Regions from separate parts of the Homo sapiens genome. Here region 2 is linked to region 1. The links are chromatin loops, found by intact Hi-C in ENCODE. Cell type or tissue: PC-9. All regions are shown on one strand. Links, peaks and the distances in the headings refer to the core of each region. The heading gives the core; the rest is flanking DNA.

Region 1 (5,384 bases), core at 317-5,316:
ATTGCCACATTTTCTTTATTCTAAGGTGTCAGGCACATGATCATGGTGTTCATCAGGCTGTCTGATCGTCCGATTATATGTCAGTCTCCCAGACTAGATCATGGGCTTTTTAAGGGCAGAATCTCTGTCTTAGTCATCTGTGTCTTCCTCAGGGCCTGTACTTGCCATTTGTTGATGATATGAAAAGAGTTGGCGTTGTGAGGGGGAGGAAGAAGGATAGAGGAATGAATAAAGGGAAATGAGGGAAAGAAAAAAGACAGGAAGAAAGGGAAGGTGTTTGTACCCATGCACTTGGTCACAGGTTGCTATGGGTGGGCACAGGTGTTCAGCGCCACAACGACGGGAAGATGAGCAAGAGAGGGCATCTCTGAGTCAGGGTTGGTGCATTTCTCACACCCAACGATCCAGCCACATCGTTGAAAAATCTGGGATATTGTACTTTTTCCCATCAGCAGCTCTAGTTGCACATGAGAGACTACTGCCTGCTATTTCACTGACTTCATAAAGTCCTAGAACCTCAGGGTTAATGAGTTCTTAGTTACGTGGAACAGCTTTGTTTGATAGGTTATTCTAGTTTTATATGTAAGAAAACTTGGTGTTCTTATATTATTTAATATATTGATTTGCTACATTGTATAAAAAAATAAATGAGACTTCTTTAAACTGTCTTAGAAGATGTCTCAAGTCTCCTGTGGCTCTCAAACCTCAGTGTGGACAGGCAGTTCATGACATTTGTTGTCCATAGTGTACTTGTTTGGACAATTTCTCAATTGCCAAACAGCAGTGATGTTTTCTGCGACAGATGAATTACAAAACAAAACATTTCACATTTTGTCCTCCCTCTGATAGAAATCTTTGTGATCCTAAACAATCAAAACTCTTTAGTTTAAATTGGAAGTATTATTAAGGAAAGTTGAAATTTTATGATGAAATTGAAGATTCAAAAATGTATCTATATTTGGGAATATTGATTATGATTTTAATGTTAATTTTTTTGAGCCGATACCATTTCCAAAAACGTAACCTACAGAAATACTAAAACATGCACAGTTATAGCTTAAAAGAATGTGGTGAAATTATTTGCAGTAGGGCAAAATTTAAAACAATGCAAATGGTTTTCAAAGAGGATTAAGTAACTATTTAATGATGAGTAAGTAGTAGGTTAAAAAAGGAATTATTTTGAATAATAAGAAAAATAAAGATTCTAAGATACATATTTAGTGAAGAAAGTCTCAGGATCACATGTTTGCTCTCATTTCATTTTTGCAAAACAAACAAGAATAAAAACAAAAGCTACACACGTGCGTGCACACACACCACAAGACACTTGTGAATTGAAGGGGGTAATGTTAATATTCACACAGGAACCATCAGTGTGATATAGGAGTGTCAAGAAAACCAGGATCTATAACCACCTTAATTTAAGGGACTTTATGTTCTGTATTATACCTTACTGTCTATAATAATAAAATTAAATTTTCCATACTTAAAGTATCTATAAAAAATAAATTGAGTAAATTGTATACTTGGATCTCAAGTCCAGTTCCTCTAGTTCTCTCAGAACTATCTCCCTTCATTTCAAAGTTCATGGATTGATTTTTGTTTTTCATAACATGTACCACTGTATTTTAAATTTACACATCACCACGGCATTCTTTTTTCTTGTTCTTTTATTATTAGAACATACATTTAATCCCTTCTGACAATCTAGCCATTGTAAACCTCCCAGGTTTATCAACTGTCATCATCCAAGTACCCACAGCACAAATTTCTGGTATTACAATGGTCTTAAATTTTGTCCTTTGGATTTTTTGAAAATAAATTATAGTGTCTATTTACATGGATAAAGAGTGACCACTGTCTTCAGCTGGTTCCTGTTGATAATGAGGCCAAGACCGGGGCCTTCACTGAATTCCCACATGTGCTTGGTTGCAAGCCACACTCAGGTGACAGTCTTGCAGTTGCTGCTATTGGTCACATGAAGACTGGGAAAGAGAGTGCATCAGATCAATATAAACTTATTTCTCTTGCAAAACATAACAACTCAAGGCACATGCATTGTGAATATTGGGTCAGAAGCATTATCTTCATATTCAAAGACTAGCATGTAATTATCAAGAACAGAAATATAAAGAACATAAATAGCCTGATGATAGAATTGGTGCACATTTATTATTAGAAATTCTATTTGAAATCCAGAGAAGAGTAACTGAATGGATAAAAACATACCGGATATTAGATGACAGAGAATATGAGAAAATTTCAACTTTTTTTTCCGGTTGAATTTAGCAATGTTTTGCTCCTTAGTTGACTGATTGAATAATTTGCCTCTCCCAGGATGTAAATTCTCAGAGATATTCCTTCTGCCATTGTGCCAATCTAGGTCACAGCTAGGATAGGATTTATATGCTGTCCTGGTCAATATCCTTCAGAAATGCCCAGCAGAACACAGGCACAAATATTCTCCTTCAACAAATACTCATTGAATATGAAATCAGACTTCTGCTGGTACTGAGGTACCAGTACTTCTACTGGTACAGAGTCATCTGGAGGGCTTGTTATGAGGCCTCATTCAGTATGAGGCAAAGGTTGTGAAGTTTGCATTTAAGTTTTTAAAAAGTCATGTATAAAGAGTGGCCACCATGATGATTAAACACATCATATTGTGCTCTTATAAAATTTGATCAAAAACCACAAACTTCAATGACAATAAGTAATTGGTCTTACTTGGTCTGTTCATTCTGAAAAAACTGAGTCTTGTCCTATACAACAGGGCTGGAGCAGTTGCAACATGCACCAGGTGGAACATGTTTAAGAGCTAATGGATAGCATTGGTTTACATTTCATGTAAGACAAACAGAGTAAATTAAGGACACATTTCTAGTATCTTCAGATATTCAAACAAGTAAATATTTCATATATCTCAGTTTGCTCCTTTATTTGTGAAACACATTTATTTTCATTTTGATAAAAATGTCTCAAAAATGCCTTAATAATTTGTGCTTTGGTGAGGGAAATTTGGAAATAATGAATGTGAGCTAATCCTCTCTTTGTGACTTAAGGGTCCTCATTTGAAATTATCATCTTTGGAGCTATGCTTTTATAACGTGATGCTCATTGGGTATTTGAGGTATAATGCCTGTCTCTAAACTGAATTGCCCCAAACTGCTTTATAGTAGTTGATTTCACTACCAATGTTTTCTCCTTCACTCTTATTTTGTATTTCAGTATACCAAATTTACATTGTTTTTGTTGGTTTTGTTAGCAACAGAAACATCAGGTGAATTAAAAGACACCAAGATAAGTACTCATCAAACTAAAAAGTTAAATGCAATTAGACGTTATTTTTGCCAGAGGGTGGGTGGGTAAATTTAGCATAATGCAGTAGTTCTCAGTCTTGAGCATGCTTCAGAGTCATCTGGAGGGTTTGTTAAAATGCAGGTTGTTGGGTCCCACCCCAGAGCCTCTGTTTCAGCAGATCTCGGGTGAGGCCTGAGAATGTGCATTTCTAGCACTTTTCCAGTGGATGCTGCCCATCTGAGGACCACACATTGAGAGCTACTTGCTGCAGAGAAAAGTGGAATGGGGATAGTTTAAAGAATCAGTAAGTGTTTAAGTTTCAGGAAATGTTTGGAAGTCTTCAAGTAGAAAAAGGGGAATGTTAATTTTCTCTTCACATATTGGGCATTACCTTTATGGAACTCTAACACAAAGAGGGTGAGCTGTGGGAAAAAATCAAGGGATTTGTATAAAATGATAGATTACAGTTACATGTTAGTTCACAAAATGATTTCGGGAAGGTATGTTAAATAATCCCAACATTATAAACTGATACCGCACCGAGCAACCTCACTCTCCAAAATCCTCTCATGTTGCCTTTGTGCTGGCCTGGATGGACCATTGGTTGGACCCCATGTGGCATTCCTAATGTCTCTATATTCTGATCCATTGATTGCCACTAAAGTGCTTTGCCGACAGATTTTGTTCTCAGATGGTGCACGGTGCTGAAGAGAAAATCACTTTGCAAATCCAGTGATTTCATGGGCCACTAGGCTCTCTGGATTCTCTATTACCCAGTTTATCTTCTGTTCATTTAATGTATTGCAAACAACATTGAATTAGTTTGTTGGACAATTAGGTAAGATATTAAGCTAAAGATGTACATATAAATATGTCAAGTCATTATTTTAAGAATACGTCTGTAAGGCATAGTTGGAGAAGGCTTTTTCTTGTGAACCCTGTGAAGGCTTTTCCCCGCAACTCTGTAATAGTTCAACAGGTACCAACTTTTATAAATAATACTTCTTTCTCAGAGGTGTTCACAAGTGAGAAAAAGAATTTTCTACAATGGATGTTTTAAAAAATCACTTCCAAGGAAATTAGTTCTTGTAAACCTCCTGAAATAAACATCAGGAAATTAAATTGGCGTTTGTTTGTTAGTAGAATGAACATCCTCAAGCAAATCCAAGATTGCAAATATTTTAGCTCAGGCCTAGTTTCTAGTCTCTGAAAGACCCTTCCTTCCTGAGCTATGACCACCTAAAGCCCTCCTGCAGCTTCACCATTGCCTTAACTTTCAGCATGAATCCTGAAATGATGCTAAGGAGATTTACATGACTACATGTCTATAAGCTATGGTTTCATCATTTTTTTCTTTGTCTCTGAGCTAATGCTGAGAAAATACCCTGGTTCTGCTAAGTGGATCTCAGTGTTACTTAGTCTCCTGCTCTCCGGGCACCCAAGTCTGATTCCTCAGCACCCAAGTCTGATTCCTCAACTTGATCCTCTTTTGTTACCTGTGATCGTCCTCAGGAAGGGGTATCCCAGTCCTGGATCCTGGACCACTGTCTTGGACCCTCCTCTGAAATGCCAAATATTCCTAATTTCAATTTGCTATCCTTCTTGTAAGGATGAATTGTCTCATACTGCATCCAACTGTTTGGACAGGCCAACACTTCATTTGCAACCCTCCGTGGGTATCTACTTATCTGAACTACAACCTGCTATCCCTTGATCCTGTTGGACAGGCTACTGTAGCCTCGCTTTACATCTGTGATGGAATCCATCCACCCAGATCCTATTCAGTAACAGAGCCTTTTCTCAAATCCCAGCCCGTTCTCATCTGAGCTACATGACAATAAGTAATTAATTGGTCTTACTTGGTCTGTTCATTCTGAAAAAACTGAGTCCTTACTGAATGGAGTTTCATAAGGACTGAGTTGTTATGGAACGATATTATACATGGGAGTGATGGACATGAAAAAGCTACAATATCTCTCTTGAAGAAACTCATTCATTCATTCTTTCTTTTTTTTCTTTTTTGTTTTTTTTTTTGAGACAGAGTCTCACTGTCTCACCCAGGCTGGAGTGCAGTGGCATAATCT
Region 2 (5,384 bases), core at 187-5,186, 860 kb before region 1:
CTTCAACCGCTAAGATTTAACAACCCTCCTTCATTTCTATTTTGGGGTGGGGGTGGTAAGCAGAGGAGAAGGAAACTTTTTTTTTTTTGTCCAAAAATTACAACTTAATCTGTGCTTTTTGTTGGGTTTATTTTTTAAAGCCTAGAAATCAATTGCAATTCTACTCCCTTGCTTCAACATGGTTTTCTTCTCTAAGAGCTTTGCGTTTCTAGATGTAAGAAGCATTCTCGCCTTGGGTATTCTGTCGGAGCAACTGCCTAAAGTCTCATCCTTGGAGAAGTGAATGTATCTCTCTGGACCTTAGGTTTCCCACCTGTTCAATAAAGGAGTGACGAATGACGCCCAAACTCTGATCTACCGTAAAAACAGTGCAGGTCTGTGAGCCCCATTGCCTTTGATTTTTCCACTCGAGTGTCCAGCACAAAGATAGTAAAAGGTTAAGGATCTCTCCAATGGCGAGTTGTTAACACGGAGGTCGAGGCTCACAGGCATCAGGTTTGCACCTTCGCCCGTCCGCAAAGATACCCCTCTCCAATATTTCTGAAGTCGGAGGCTGTGGTGGGGTATCCTGCCTTTATTCTGCTTCTCCAAAGCCCGGGCAGAAGGTCTGGGAGCAACTTTGTCTGTCTTCAGGACACCTAGCTGTCTATACCATCCCCAAACCGGAGTAAACCAGACATCACCTAGCTCCGTTTCTCACAGTTCTGCTCCTGGTCCCTCGAGGTCCCCATTACTCCCCAACCCCAGAAATCCTTCCAGCCGCACCAGGCGCACTTTGTACCCCTTACCCGCGGCTCTGCGAGCTTGGCGCTGCGGCAGAGTAGGGCACTCTCCCAGGGCGTCCTGGGCTCCAGCCTCACCTCCCCGCCCCAGCCTTTTCCGTTCGCAGCTCCCCACGCCCCGCCCCAGGACTCTGCAATCGCCTTCCCCTCCTAAACTCTCTGGGCGCTCTCCAGGCGGGCGCACTCTTTCTTGCAGCCACCCAGGGAGAACCTTTTCTTCCCCTCATCCCCAATCTCCCCAGCCAAAGCGAGAGCCAGTCAGTTGGCAGGGCGCTTGGCACAGTGGAGCCTCTCGGACCGGCCTTCTGCTGGGCGGGGGTGGGAGGAGGCACCCGGCCTCTCGGGGCTCTGGGGCACCGGCTGGCCAGGCGTGCTCAGCTCGGCCAGGCATCCGCCCGGCGGGATCGGATCTGGAGGGCAGCCTCGCACTGAACCCATCACCCAAGCGCCCGAGCCGCCGCCTCCCTCCCGCAGGCGCCCCACGCGCTCACCCCAAGCCCGGCCAAGCGGGAGAGTCCAAGGCGCGACTGAAGCCCCCCGCCGCGTGCCGGAGCTCGAGCTGCCCCGCAGGCTCTTTGCCGGCCCCCTCCGAGGAGGGGCGCGCGGGGGGCCGGGAGAGGCACCTCCGGTCCGCCCACCCTCCCCCTTCCCTGCCCGCCCACCCGGCCAGAGCTGCGCGGCACGGCGCAGCGCTCGGATTCCGGGAGGGAAGCGCCGCGCTGTGTCCCTGGCGTCCTCAGTCCTGCCCCGCGAAGTGGAGATGCGCGAGAGGCAGGCGAGGGCGCGCAGCTCGTGAAAAGCCGCGCCAGCCGGCACCATGCGCCTGCGGCCGCTGCCCCTCGTGGTGGTCCCTGGCTTGCTGCAGCTGGTGAGTGCCCGGCCCGCGCGCCGTCCCACACGCCGGGGACGCGTTTCGGCGGGAAAACCGCGCAGGCGGCTGACTTGGAGCCCAGCCTGGGCCTGCTTGGGAAGTGGGGTTGGGGGCGCGCGGAGGGCAAGGAGTTTTGGGTTGCCTTAGAGGTCGAAAGGGAAGAATTGAAGAACGGAATAGACGGGATCTACAGGCGACTCAGGGGCTTAGCACGGGTTGGGACTTGAGCGCTGGGGTAAAGTAGGCAGAAGGTGGCCGGGAAGTAGGTCCGGGAGAAGGAAGCGGTTTATTGATAAGCGGTCAAGGAGAGGAAGGAAAGTAAATTGATAGGATGAGAAGGGGCAGAAAGACCTTCCTCCTGTTCACAGTTTGAGAGGCTTGGTGGTGTTTATTTTTCACGTGGTGTTTTGCCCAGATGCACACAGACACTTCTCCCAAAGCACAGCATAGTGCATGCATCCTCGTTCTCAGAGCCAGGTAGTGGCGCCTTGCTGGGAGAAAACTTAGGCAAAATACGGATTTGGGGGACAGCTTGGATTTCTCTTCGTTTTCCGTCTGGCGCTAGGGACTGGGATGGGGCTTTCTGCCAGCTGGGGACACAAGATATAACTTTCATGCCCAGCTCCGCGCAGGAGCCCCCTCTCGGGCATCTCGAAGCTGTCTTTTCAGGGAGACCGCCCGCCTGGTCTGGGTGGCTCGGAGGCGCTGAGGAATAAGAAACGTATTAAAATGTGGTTTGGGGTTCGCGTTGTCACTCTCTTCTCTCTTCCCGCGAGGCGCCACGCTCTCCTCCTCCTGATATACGCCTATGTTCTATATGCATGGCTAATTATAGTTGAGGGAAAACCAAAGTAAGATCTTCAAGAAGAAACTTTTAAAGTAAAATTACAGAAGGGGAGTGCTTTGGCTGGGTCAGCATCTGTGATGGATTTCTTCTGGTCACTTAGCTCTTGCCTTGTTAGGGTGCTATTAAGAGGGCTTTCTCCTGATGCCATAGTTTCTTTGGTCCTCATACTTAAGACTTTGCCCAAGCACTTAGAAGATGACAGTCTCTTCTCTCTCGCTCGCTCTCTCTCTCGTTCTCTTTGTCTCTTTCTTTTCCTATTAGGGGGAAAATCAAGTAACTTTGAAAGTTTATGATATGTATGATATTGTTAAGGCAGAGGCACTTTGCAAGTTCTGAGGGTGGAAGGAACTCTAAAAGGTGGAGAGACCTCTGAGATGCCCGTGGTCCATGCTTGTTACGGTGGAGATTAGCTTCACCTGCACAGCGTTAACTCAGAAACTCTTCAATGGCATCAAGAAGAAAATGCAATGATATGCCCAAATATCCTTGAATGAGCCATCACATACTGGCTATCTACAATACTCCATGTTAAAATACATTTTACATCTTAGGCATTATGAATCCAAAATATATGCCACATTAATCTTTAGTATCCCTTGCTTTAAAATTTTTTAGTCTGGATTCTAATAAAAGGTGATCTAACAAAGCAGCATTTGTATGGTGTGTGTAAGGAAAAGCCTGGGGAAATCAGGTGTTTATGTGGGGTCTTCAGAATATCTTCACGAATCTTAGTTCATTAATTTTGCATTTAATAAATATGAACTGTGTATCTGCTCCGTAAGCAGTGTGATAGGCTCTTAAAGATGAGAAAATATATTTGGGCACGTGTCGGGGAAAAGTTCTTCTCCCAGCTACTATATTGGAAATGTTAGATATTTTTTTTTTCCACACCGCCATAGTCAGTAAGGAATAGGAAATACATCTTGAAGGGATTATATGCTCTCCTTAAGAGCTAGATTCTAATATTACAGCATGGACTGATGGATTTGCTTTTAAAAAAGCTTATGTCAAATTCTAATCCATTTTGGGATTGTGCTTGGGTTGTAATGTTTTTCTCCTGGAGCACTTTATCATGGTAAGTGAGGTAGGGAGCTGCAGCCCTGTTGATAAGCACACATTCCTTACGCTGCCATCCCTTCGGACAATAAAAGGCTGTTTACATTCTCCACATTCTTAGAGCTGTTGCCAGCCTTATAACACAAGGGGGTTAGAATGTGAAAGGAAAACAGAGTGGCTGAGCATATCTAAATTGAAATATTCCCCAATCCCAGCATATGCCCTACTCCAGTAGGTGTCAAAAAGGACAGATCATGATTTGCTCATTTGGATGGCTCATAGTTTTGTTCTACCTTTTTCAGCTGATATTGAACTTCTTTGTTAAATCCTAACAGCAAGGGGATAAAATATTTTCTAGATATGAAACTAGTCATTTACTTTTCTAGGAACCATATGTACTAAAAAAATCTGCCCTTTGCTGACATAAGGCTTTTTTTTTTTTTTTTTTTTTTTAATTTTTTGGTGAGGGAGGAGTGAAGTTACCTTATTGTCGAAATTGGATTTTACTTTTCTATCTGCACTGCCAGCCTGAAGAACATACTTATAAAAAATATTAAATATTTTAAAAGAATAATAGATTCATTTGGGCATATTGAACATTTAGTGATATGAAAATTACCTGTTTGTTTCTGAAAGCAGTCACAGGGAATTGAGCCCAAATAAGTCACTAACTATGGTTATATATAACATATATAATATACACGTATATATAATACAGTCACAATAACTAGAATTTTTTTACCTGTTTATGTGATATTTAAAACTTCTAAGAAAACAGTAAGCGGAATTGATAAATACTGCAAGTAGGCTAGGAAGAATGTATGTCTCTTACCTGTCCTTGCCCATTTTCCTGGCCTGTGTATAGTGCTTTTAACAGACAGGTTGCTATAGCTAATTAATGGGATTACTATTTGCAAGATTTAAATATCCATCTTGAACATATTCCTTTTTTAAAAATTCTTATTCAGCAACATACTCTTATAAAGAATATTAAGAGCATGTTATATCTTTTCTGCCACTAATGAAGAAAAAAATTAGCATTTGAAATGAATATTATATCAAAATGAGTGTTGCTTCATCATGATACAAGGTAAAGACTTCACCAGATGTCAACTGTTTACAGATTTGCATGATGATTTGTAACTGGTAATAAGTGTGATTTTTTGCCTTTAAGTAAAAAGAAGATTAAAAAAAGAATAAATTTTAATTTAAATGAATGATTAGCTAACGTTTAAGATAAAATTTAGGGCTGATTTAAAAAATCAGTTTCTTACACATTTTAACTTGTTTTACTGTGATACAATGCTGAGTTTACAAAATAAAATATTAGTTAAAAGCAATGTAAGTTGGCAAATTTTTAGAATCCTATAAAATCAGATCCTTGTGATGAAAGATGGTAAAATTTTAAGTTCATCTTTTTAGTACCACATAATTTATTAAGGGTACTTACATTAAAACTAATAATTTTAATATTTGTTTAGTCTGATGATTCTATTTATTTCTTCTTCTGTACTTACAAGAATTGATAACTCTTTACTATCTTCCATTCAAAAATGACAACTTTCCTCATACAGCCTTGATCAATAAACATCAAAATAGTATTTTCCAGTGCCGGATGAATAGTCCTCTGTTGGCTATATGACAATGTGAAGGAAAAAAAAAAAAAAACACCACTATATCATTGTTATGACTTAGAGTTGGCCGTGCATTAAAATGAACTCCTCATTATAAGCATCATTATTTTACACACTTTAAAAAATGAAAATTAAGATTAGACAATTAAATCCTTGGTTCCAGTCACCCACCTCCCAGTACAAGTTGTATTCCC

The links. A loop is a pair of places that touch in the nucleus more often than their neighbours do. Peaks named below come from ENCODE experiments on the same cell type or tissue, not always from the same donor. Only the 100,000 strongest peaks of a DNase experiment are listed, where the experiment ranks them.
Region 2: a loop joins it to region 1, with 8 times the contacts of the local background. A loop is called at or near these places in 67 of 110 quality-filtered maps.

Annotation. Positions count from the first base shown.
Region 1 is chr2:137,914,917-137,920,300 of GRCh38, reverse strand. The region is part of intron 2 of LOC101928273 (a long non-coding RNA gene); the gene reads left to right. Among named protein-coding and RNA genes, the nearest start is that of HNMT, 47 kb to the left of the region's middle. In PC-9, for the core only: no CTCF peak of the experiment used is centred there; no DNase peak of the experiment used is centred there.
Region 2 is chr2:138,776,457-138,781,840 of GRCh38, reverse strand. NXPH2 (neurexophilin 2) reads left to right here and starts at 1,451. Exons shown (of 2, transcript NM_007226.3): 1 at 1,451-1,650. The coding sequence starts at 1,600. In PC-9, for the core only: no CTCF peak of the experiment used is centred there; no DNase peak of the experiment used is centred there.